Regions from separate parts of the Homo sapiens genome. Here region 1 is linked to region 2. A link is a loop called in an ENCODE intact Hi-C map of the cell type or tissue named here. Cell type or tissue: Caco-2. All regions are shown on one strand. Links, peaks and the distances in the headings refer to the core of each region. The heading gives the core; the rest is flanking DNA.

Region 1 (5,390 bases), core at 317-5,316, 110 kb before region 2:
AAAAAGAACACCCAACAAAAGACATGGGCAAGAAACATAGACCTTTCACAAATAACCAGAAAGAGCCAATGAGCTTAGATATATTTTCACTATAATGAAGCTACCAAGGAAATACAAAGAAAAATAAAAGTGATACATATGGACCTGTCAGACTGGCAAAGGTAGATTCAATCAAGCATACCATTTGGAAGAAATAGGCGCTTCTATGCATTTTTATGAGGATGACAAATTGGTAAACTTTTGACCTGGTACACTTTTATCCAGCTGACCCATTTCTGGAAAGCTGTATAACAAGATTCACATTTAGCATTGCCAAAAGGGATGCTATGGTTTCTGTAAGTAAGAAAGAGAGAGAGAACCTGAAATTCCCTGGTGATTCTGTCCCCCAGCCCAGCCCTTTCACACAGTAGGGACATGTCAGGAGGGGCACAGGGGCCTGCTTCTCTCTTCTCTGGTCTCTTGTCGTCTAGAAAGGCCTCAAATGAATAAGAGTATCTCACCGTATTGGGCTTGGCCCTGTATTTAAAGGTAAATGTATTGTTCATTTTTCACACAGCACATGACCCCCGCCAAAATGCAAGCCAGCTATTTCAACAAGTGCTTGCTTCAGGAAACAACTGTCTTATCCAATACAGGAGAAAAGACTGGCTATGCTGGACTAATTGGAGAGGCCACGTCTTTCTCCAAAGTGGCACCAAACTAATTTTGCATGGTGATATTGACTCCTTGAAAACTTTACTGGACATATCGCCTTTCCTGAAACCCCCATGAAATGTGACTTCACTGAAAAAGAATGTCAATCACGGCGAGGGTTTATAGTACTGAAAATCCGGGAATAACATCTAGATCCAGCAGCAGACATTTGAAAAACATTGGGAACATTCATTCAGGTGAATACTCTACACCCATTAGAATAGAAGACGCCAAGTATTGTATATTGTTATGAAGGTGTCCAATACGTTGAGATACAAAGGAGGCTACATAAGAGCAGGTAAAATGTGAGTCACTTAGGCAATGTTTAAGGTGTTTTCAGAATAGATGAATATATGAAACTGAGCATGTTTATGTGTTTATGTGTGTATGCATATGCATGAGATATATCTAGAAGGATATTTACCACAGGATAACTGTGTTATCTGTGTGGTAGCATTTAGGGTAAATTTTGCTTTTAGGTTTTCATTTTATCTTTTAGTTTTTTGGTCATTTGAATTTTTCATAGCCAATATGTATATATTATAAATCAAAAATAAATAATACAGCTATTTCCATTTTTATGTAAAGTTTTTTTAAAACTTTTAGATTTTTTTTAAGTAAACTAAGGCCAGGCATGGTGGCTCATGCCTGTAATGCCAGCACTTTGGGAGGCTGAGGCAGGAGGATCACTTGAATCGAGGAGTTTGAGACTACAGTGAGTTATGATCATGCCACTGCACTCCAATTTGGGTGACAAAGCAAGATTCTGTCTCCAAAATCAATAAAAATATTTTTTCAAAAAAGTAAACTGATACTAATAGGACAATCTTCACAGGAGCTTTCCAAGGCTTGCCTACCAGTGATAAGGCATGACACCTGCCAACGACCACAAGGAATTCCTGCAAAAGACCCTGACAAAGTGTAGCAAAGAGGCCAGGCCCAGAAACTCATGCTGTAATCCCCACACTTTGGGAGGCCAAGCCAGGTGGATGACTTGAGCCCAGCTCAAGAACAGCCTGGGCAACATGGTAAAACCTTGTCTCAACAAAAAAATACAAAAAATTAGCTAAGCATAGTGGCACATGTCTATAGTCCCAGCTAGCCAGGAGGCTGAGGTGGGAGGATCACCTGAGCCCAGGAGGTAGAGCCTGCAGTGAGCTGTGATCACGACACTGCACTCCAGCCTGGGTGGCAAAGCAAGACCCTGTCTCAAAAAAAAAAAAATGTAGCAAACAAAAAAATCTCTGTTTCAGGATAGCCCAGCATTGAAGATATTTTATTGTTGTTCTCTTTTCTCTGTTCTCTGCATGAGAAATATTGATGATCTCATACAAACTTCAACAAACACATATTGATTACCAAGTATATTGCTAGGAACTGAAGATATGGAAATGAGCAAAATGCTTTCCTGAAACCCTTAAGAAGCTTTTTGGGGAGATGATCATACAAACAAATAATATCACTGATAATCTGCTCTAAAGGGAGAAGCAATTAATATTTCCTAGAGGATTGAAGTAAGATTTCCCAGACAAGACGGCATTTAAGTTGGGTCTTCACTGAACAGAGGCGAGTTAGATAAAGCAGGAAAAGGGAGGCATTCCAGGACAGGGGCCCTGCCCAGGTAAAGACCGGGTGCAGGATTATATTTTCTATTTCATGACCAGAACAAAGAGTAGAGGGCAAGAGGGCATCCAGGAGGTTGGAAGTGAAGGTGGGGACCAGAATTCTGCTAAGTGGTTTGGACTTCATGCAGCATTTAAAAGGTCTATGAGAGGAGGCCAGCATCATCAGGTTTGTTCAGCTGGAGAGAAGGACAGAAAGTCCCAGAATGGGACCACCTCTGGCCTGCAGAGCTGTGGGCAAGTGTCCCTGTCCGTTCTCCAGCTTCCCAAAATTTCAGATCGGAAGTAGTGGGTAAACACACATCGGTTGAATGTGAATGTATGACCTGGATTTATGGAAGTTTCCACTGGCCTAAAAATGTGGGTGAAAGTGAGAAGCTAGTCTAAACAGTGGAGCTAATGTCCCCAGAGTAGAGACATGGGGGGATCTTATCCCTAGGAGTGGCTTCAGCCTCTGACTTGGCTCAGCAGCCCCTGTTCTTAAGGCTGATGGACACAAGAGAATCTGCATACACCTTTCTGCTCCCTCTCGTCTGCTCTTCTGTGTCACCTTTCTCATGGCAGCCCTACTGTAATCTAAGTTACTTTAAAAAGAAAATAAAATTCTTACATGTCTGTCACCACAGCTCTTTGCAGTGAGAAATGGAAGGTGTGGCTTCTTTGAAAGAAAAATGACAGGACAGAGAGAGTATTGGGTAACCACAAGGTGTTGGCATGTAGGAGTTGAGTTTATTCACCAAGAGAGACGGAAAACCCTGGCTGCCCTTCCAACTCTTTTTATAATAAGTTTTAATCGCTGTTTATGCTTTCAGGATGTGGTGCTTGGCATGAAAACTAGTCCCCTTGCAGTCCACATTTCAGGGGAGGCGCTAGGCGACTGTGAGTAAATACCACGACAATGGAATTCCACCGAACCCAAGTAGGTCTTTCATCTGTTTGCGGGACTGACAAGCAGGTCTGGCTTTTTTCAGCCTGCAGTGGACGCACAATGAGGAAGCTGAGGCTCTGCGGGCTTGTTTGCAGAACTTACCTAGGAAACTGATACCCTCTGAAAGTGCCCCTTCATTCCAATGTCACTCCAGATCAGGCAGGTAAAAGGATTACTCTGGTGTCTCTGGCCTCTGCCCCATTGTCTGCACAAGTCGGCACTAAATGGGGTAACTTAACCCCCAAAGAGATAACCAACTGCTGTGTGTGTACTCACATTTAAAGCTGCCAATTCCCATGAAGTGACTGGGTTGTTTCCTGGGCCTTTTGCTTCTAACATGTTGGTAGCAGAACCTTGAGATAGTTCTGGACCAAAGAGGTTAGGTTGTCTAAGAAGAAGTCCAGGGTCCTGCCCCTAGATCCCTCATGCCAAATAAATCCACTGGGAGGTGTTAACAAAGGGAACCCATGTTAAGACAATACACACATCTTTCAAGAAAATTTTTTTTTAATTGTGAACTTGACTTAAAAATCTCAATATGCTTTCTTTGAAGAAAAATTTGTTTTTAACCCCAAAGAAGAGAGAAAATGCATTTTGAGGCTGTGATAAAGCTTGTGGTTTCTGTTTTGATGAAACAAGCAGAAAAGGCCAAAGTCTGACCCAAGCTCTTCCTCTGTGTATGACTCTGAGGGCCTCAGGGGTCTGCCCCACCACCAGCAGCCAGCCTAGACTCACCCCAACCAGCACCAGCCAGCCAGAAAACCCAAAAACTAAATCTCCTACCATTAGCCTGGACATTCTCTGGTTTTCCTTTATTGATAGAAATCTTCCACAAAATAAATAACATTTACTGTGTTTTTGAAACAGAAACATATAAGAAAGCAAAGATCATTCATAATTTCACTATCCAGGTAACCTTGTTGACAATTTTTCTTTAAAAATGTAAGTAACATAATATACACATGGTAAAAAACACTCAAACATAAGGAAAGTAAAAATAATTTTAAATAAAATAAACCTTTACCTCAAAGGTAACTGCTATTAACATTGTGTTGGGTTTGCTTCCAGACCAGAAAAAGAAATGTGCAGTGGCCCACGCCTGTAATTTCAGCACTTTAGGAGGCTGAGGCAGGCAGATAACCTGCAGTCAGGAGCTCAAAACCAGCCTAGCCAACGTGGTGAAACCCCATCTCTACTAAAAAGGAAAAAAAAATTAGTCAGGTGTGGTGGCGCATGCCTGTAGTCCCAGCTACTTGGGAGGCTGAGGCATGAGAATTGCTTGAACCCGGGGGGTGGAGGTTGCAGAGAGTTGAAATCATGCCAGCTGAAATCCAGCCTGGGCAACTCTGTCTCAAAAAAAAAAAATGCATGTGCATTCATATACCAGCAAAATATACACAGCCTTTTATAAGCAACATCAAGAAAATAGCAAAACACCCACCCTATTCTACATCCTTCCCTTCTCACTTAGTTATACATTTTGGGAGCTGGGCACAGTGGGTCACGCCTGTAATCCCAGGACTTTTGGAGGCTGAGGTGGGTGGATTACTTGAGGTCAGGAATTCGAGACCAGCCTGGCCAACATGGTGAAACCCTGTCTCTATTAAAAATACAAAAATATTAGCAGGGCGTGGTAACTTGCACCTATAGTCCCAGCTACTCAGGAGGCTGAGGCACAAAAGTCGCTTGAACCCAGGAGGCAGAAGTTGCAGTGAGCCAAGATCATGCCACTGCACTTCAGCCTGGAAGACAGAGTGAGACTCTCTCTCTCTCTTTCTGTATATGTATGTGTATATATATATACACACACACATATATGCACACACACATCTTGGGGAGTTTGTCACATCTACTGAATATGGATCTACCTCACTCTTTTTAATGGCCCATTCTATGGATGCATCATAACTAACCTGTCAAGTCTCCCATGGGAAGCTTAGAAAGGCTGCATGAACTGTGGCCCATCCATTCCTCAGTTTCCTCATCTGCAAAATGGGAGTGACATAGTAACTGAGTGGACACACAGAAAACACTTCAGCGAGCATGCAATACACACAGTAAGCCATTAATTTTACTAGCCATTAGTATGAGTACAGTTCTCCACTAGAAAGTTTTTAGACAAATATTAGCCATTATTTTAGGTAAAT
Region 2 (5,390 bases), core at 333-5,332:
TTCAGCAATATATGAAGCTCTTACCTACATTTTGAATTTCAAATGACATCTGAGAAGGACAGGACGTTTCCTCTCTCAATGGCCATAAAAATCTGATAGGATCTTTCAAAGAGGGAAGATTTGAAATGTAACTCTTCCTGAAGATGATGAGTTAAAGGCTTTTGTGCTATCTTGTGTTGTCTCCAGTAGCAGCTAGAATACGTAGCTTTGCCTTAACGAAAGTCATTTACTCATCAAAGAGACACAAACTGAAGCCCAACATGGCTGCCCATAATCATTGCACTAAAGTCAGCAGCAGATGCAACAGGCTTTTCAGCCCCCTGGAGGTGAATGCGTTTTCCAAGCAGGACGAGGTCTCTGCACACCAGTTCTGGATCTGTAGACATGACACAAAGCATGATCACATAAAATTGATCTAAGTGGACTTGCTACACAAACTCTGCTTCAATGCAGTAATGGCAGTAACCTGCTGGCTGTTAATCCTCACAGGTCTAGCCATGAAATCATCAAGTAGTCTTAAGGTCTTGGTGAATGTCCCAGGGCCATCAGATATGATTAGTAGGTGATGGTGGCTCTTCCCTCTGATGCTGTCGAGTGCTCCAGTAAATTCAGAGACTTGCGTTAGCAGTCTTGATGGGCTCTGGATCATCAATGAATCTAATATATAGCCAAGGCCAGGTGCGGTGGCTCATGCCTGTAATCCTAACACTTTGGGAGGCTGAGGTCAAGGTGGGAGGATGGCTTGAGCCCAGGAGTTCAAAACCAGCCTGGGCAACATAGCAAGACTGCATCTCTACAAAAAATTAAAAATTAAAAAATTAGCCAGGTGTGGTGGTGCATGGCTGTAGTTGTAGCTACTCAGGAGGTTGAGGTGGGAGGATCACCTGAGTCTAGAAGTTCAAGGCTGCAGTGAACTATGATCAAACCATTATACTCCAGCCTGGGTGACAGAGTGAGACCCTATCTCAAGAAACAATTTTTTAAAAAATTTTATATATATATATATATATAACATATATATTATATGTGTATTACATATATGTAATACATATATGTTATATATGTAATACATATATGTAATACATATATGTTATATATGTAATACATATATGTAATACATATATAATATACATTACATATATAATATATGTATTACATACATATTATATACATTACATATATAATATACATTACATATATATTATATATGTATTACATATATATTATATACATTACATATATATACATTACATATATATTATATATGTATTACATATATAATATATATGTATATATATGTATTATATACATATATATATACATATATACATATATATATACATACATATATATACATATATATGTATTATATACATATATAATATATATGTATTACATATATATTATATACATTACATATATTATATACATTACATATATAATATACATTACATATATATATTACATATATATTATATATATATATGTAATAGCCAATGTGGTCTACAAGGTTAAAACACGATTTAATTCACCATAAAACGTTGATGTACAAAGAAAAAGAAGAAAACAGCAACAATAATAACACTAATAAAAGCTGACTGTGACCCAAAGCAAGTCCCTACTCTTTATGTATATTATTACATTTAGTTCTCACAGCAGCCCAGGGAGAGAGGTATAATTTCCATTAAACGGATGAGGAAACTAAGGCTGAAAGGTTTTGCCTAAATTTACCCAAAGCAACACAACTGGTAAGTGGTAAAACTGAGACTTTGAACCAGATAGCTCTGCCAACTTTTAGCTACACATCCCCTATCCTTTCCTAAACTGCTTCCTGCATAAAGATGTTCCACAGCTGGTATTCTGAGTTAAATATGTGCAAACGACCACATTACAGATGGTAAGAGAGGCTCCTTTTTTTAAATCTAAGAAATAAATTATCGTTGCCTCACCCATGGTAATCTTTCTGGATTTTATCCTAAAATAAATAGAGAGTGAGAAGATAATCATTTTCCTTGCTGTTTGTTGCCTCTGTAATACGTTGGTCCTTACAGAGAAATATTGTATTGTCACTTTAAATGATTAAAACTTTCAAAAAGATCACTAAATATAGATAAGTTGCTTAAAATGAGAGACAAACTCAAATGAACCAAAAAAATTAAAATTTCACAAATATAAATGAAATTGATTTTATTTCCCAAAAATATCAGTTTAGATTAGGTTGGTTTTTTGTTTTTTGTTTTTTGTTTTTGAGACAGAGTCGTACTCTGTCACCCAGGCTGGAGTGCAGTGGTGCAATCACAGCTCACTGCAGCCTCCCTCTCCTGGGCTCAAGGAATCCTCTTGCCTCAACCTCCCAAGTAGCTGGAACTATGGGCATGCACACCACATCCAGCTAATTTTTTTTTTTTTTTTTTTTTTTTTTTTGATAGCGATGGGGTCTCGCTAGGTCACCCAGGATGGTCTCAAACTCCTGGGCTCAAGCAATCCTTCCTCCTCAACCTCCCAAAGTGCTGGGATTACAGGTGTGAGCCACTGTGCCTGGCTAGTTGCTTTTAAAATTCACATATGTTTATTTTAAACTCAAAGACTTCAATCTATGTATATATTAGAGTCAAAGTTGGAAGTGAAACTTATTTTCAAGGTGCTATTGATGTCTAAGCTAACTTGTTTGCTAAGTCATGTGTTGATGAGCCTAGAAAGTCCATTTTTTACCACATGTGCGAGCATCTGGCTAACAATAATAATAATAACAACAACAACAGCAAGAGCCCTTCTCTTCTAAGTAGACCTTCACAACAGGAAAGTCGCCACTTTAACAAAACGACAAATCTTTTACATTGTATTATTTATCTTCATGCTTGTCTTCATCTCCTGGAACAATATGTGCTCCCCCTGGTGGCCAGAATAATACTTTCAGCTTCCCGGTTCAAGCTAATCATATTACAACTTGTTTGCCAGAGAAGCATTTTATTTTTTATGTTTCACAAGTTTCAGGCTCCAATTCAATTTTTTAAGAAGTCAATTTCTTTCCATTCATTTAAATATCTTGCTTACTTTTCATCCAAGAGATTGTTGTTAAATCAAAACCATCTAGTAATTTTTGTTTTGCTGTTTGTTGTTTGGGGTAAAATAAAATCTTACAAAGCTAAAACCACATCCGCAAATGACTGGAAGAAACTCTGAAAGTTAAAATTGTGAGGTCTATATAAGAAATGACACTGCAGATAATCCATCAAGTCAATATATTTCACCAGAGAAAAAGGAAATAAGACGTTACAGGATGGAAATGTAATTTAATAGCTGAATGAATACTTATCTGCCTATTTCATCCTTAAGAAGAAAAAGAAAAGTGAAGGCAACCCAGGTGGTTACATTATAATGAAGTTGAAATTCTGCCACCCATGAAAACTGCAATTGGGATTCCACTTTTGGATTTGGCCAGCCAGAAACAGATGTGTGTTCCAACAAGAATCACAGGCTGCATCTCCTGGACAAGAGCTCTTTAGAGTGCAGCAGGAGTTTCAACTGGTTTCAACTCCAAAGAAAGGACTAGACTAAACTGAGTATAATTGTTCCAAGTGTTTAGAATTCCCAAGTTGGACTGGGGCTAAATGTGTGGTTCTCATTTTATGGCCTTGAAAAAGAAGACAGTGTGATTCTTCCTTGTTCTGTTAAAAAAAAAAAAAAAAAAAAAACGAAAAAAAAATTTAAGGTTGAGATACAAACGTTTGGCTAGAAATATCTCAACCATAGGACATTTCTTCAGTGAGTAAGGCTATGGTTCAGACAGCAAGGTCAAGGTGAAAACCAAATACCACTTTGTGCATAAATCTTGCCCATTAAAAGAAGGGATTCAAATGTTTCTTATTATATAGCCTGTCTGGATGCACAGTCCTTTCAACTGAGTTCCTCAGGCACATTCTAGCAAGATTCTAAATTCATATCATCCAGCATTACATGGGGCAGGTAGAGTTTCTTTTGAAAAGAAACCCAGGCCAATGTAATCCTAGCTAGGGAAGCTGATGCCAGGAAATCTACAGTGTGCTTTACCGAAACCACAGTTCAATTAAATAAATTCCATCCTTCTTACCAGAAACACACAAATGGCAGAAATACTGTTGTCAGTGAGTGGGGTTCACTCGTCAGGAGGTTAATTCCACGTGGATTTTAGTAAATTGAATTTGGGATAGGTTTAAAAAAATGCTTGTGCCAGTATTGAAAATCTAAACTTTATTTGTAGCCAGTATTTCTTCACACAAGGTTTTCCCGCACCCCTCTGCCTCCATGTCTCTTTCCTGGCCCAGAGAGACTGACTCCCTCCAAAGGAGAGGAAGCCTTCCCCTCACACCTTCAAATGCCCTTCAGTGATCTGTAGAACAACTCGGGGCATATTCAAGAAGGGCAAAACTTCATGCCTCTTGCCCCTCAATCCTCCTTTCCTTTGGTTTGTTTTCCTTACTTCTTGCCAAAAAACAGCTACCTTTGGCAGGGAAGTTATTACAATCCATTGCAAGTACTTCCTCCAATAATGAACACAACAAAATCCTGTCTTTATTCATTTAAAGCACGAAGCTGGCCCTCTTTACAAATACCCTGTTTTTAATAAATCCTCGGTAATAGACATCCATTCACGAGAATAAAGTGGGTACATTGGAGCTGAAGCTGGTGGTACGCAAAGAGCAGATCTTCAGCTCATGTCTGTGTGTGCACAGCACAACTCATTAGTGTGCACTTTCAAATAACACATAGACAGAAACATATTTTCCCGCATGCATGTTTTTCCTGGAAAGATTCACAAAAGACTATAACAGCATTCACCTTTAAGAACAAAAATGAGAGCAGGAAGAACTTCCACTTTTCATTTTAATGTTTCTGTACTGCTTGAGTTTTTTAGTGATACGCATATATTATTTCTATTCTTTCAAAAAATCAGAGGGCTATCTGATTATGTCTTTATTTTCTTTGGGTTACATCTCTATATTTTTCTAAAAAAAACTTATTCTTAAATTAAAAAAATGAAAGGCAAAGACAAACTGCGTTTAGGGAGTGATTGTTTCTCAAATTATTCTACCTGACGTGGTGCTGCATAATTTTATTATGAGCTCTCAGTTCCTCCACAGATCCATACGAACAAAGAGCAAAAGTGCAATATTCCAATGGGATCTTTTGGAAAATATTTAAATTCTGGGTCTCCCACCAACCTTACAAGTGATTCCTCTAACTTTTGTTAACAGATAAGCAAAATTGTCTCCAGAGAGGTGAGGCCACACCAGTGGCAGTCTTCCTACAGGCCAGGTCACCGTGCGCGTTACTGCATTGAAGGCTACATTTCACAGACAGGTTCCAAGAGGTCCCAGTCCCCTGACACATACAGTGGAGCAGAGATTTAA

Evidence for each region. Peaks named below come from ENCODE experiments on the same cell type or tissue, not always from the same donor. Only the 100,000 strongest peaks of a DNase experiment are listed, where the experiment ranks them.
Region 1: a loop joins it to region 2, with 11 times the contacts of the local background. A loop is called at or near these places in 1 of 110 quality-filtered maps.

Annotation. Positions count from the first base shown.
Region 1 is chr20:21,825,007-21,830,396 of GRCh38, reverse strand. No RefSeq gene overlaps it. Among named protein-coding and RNA genes, the nearest start is that of PAX1, 120 kb to the right of the region's middle. In Caco-2, for the core only: no CTCF peak of the experiment used is centred there; a DNase peak (open chromatin) is centred at 3,246.
Region 2 is chr20:21,717,307-21,722,696 of GRCh38, reverse strand. It overlaps PAX1 (paired box 1), which reads right to left. Exons shown (of 5, transcript NM_001257096.2): 5 at 4,216-5,390. Among named protein-coding and RNA genes, the nearest start is that of PAX1, 14 kb to the right of the region's middle. In Caco-2, for the core only: a CTCF peak has its summit at 2,879 (motif pointing left); a DNase peak (open chromatin) is centred at 2,896.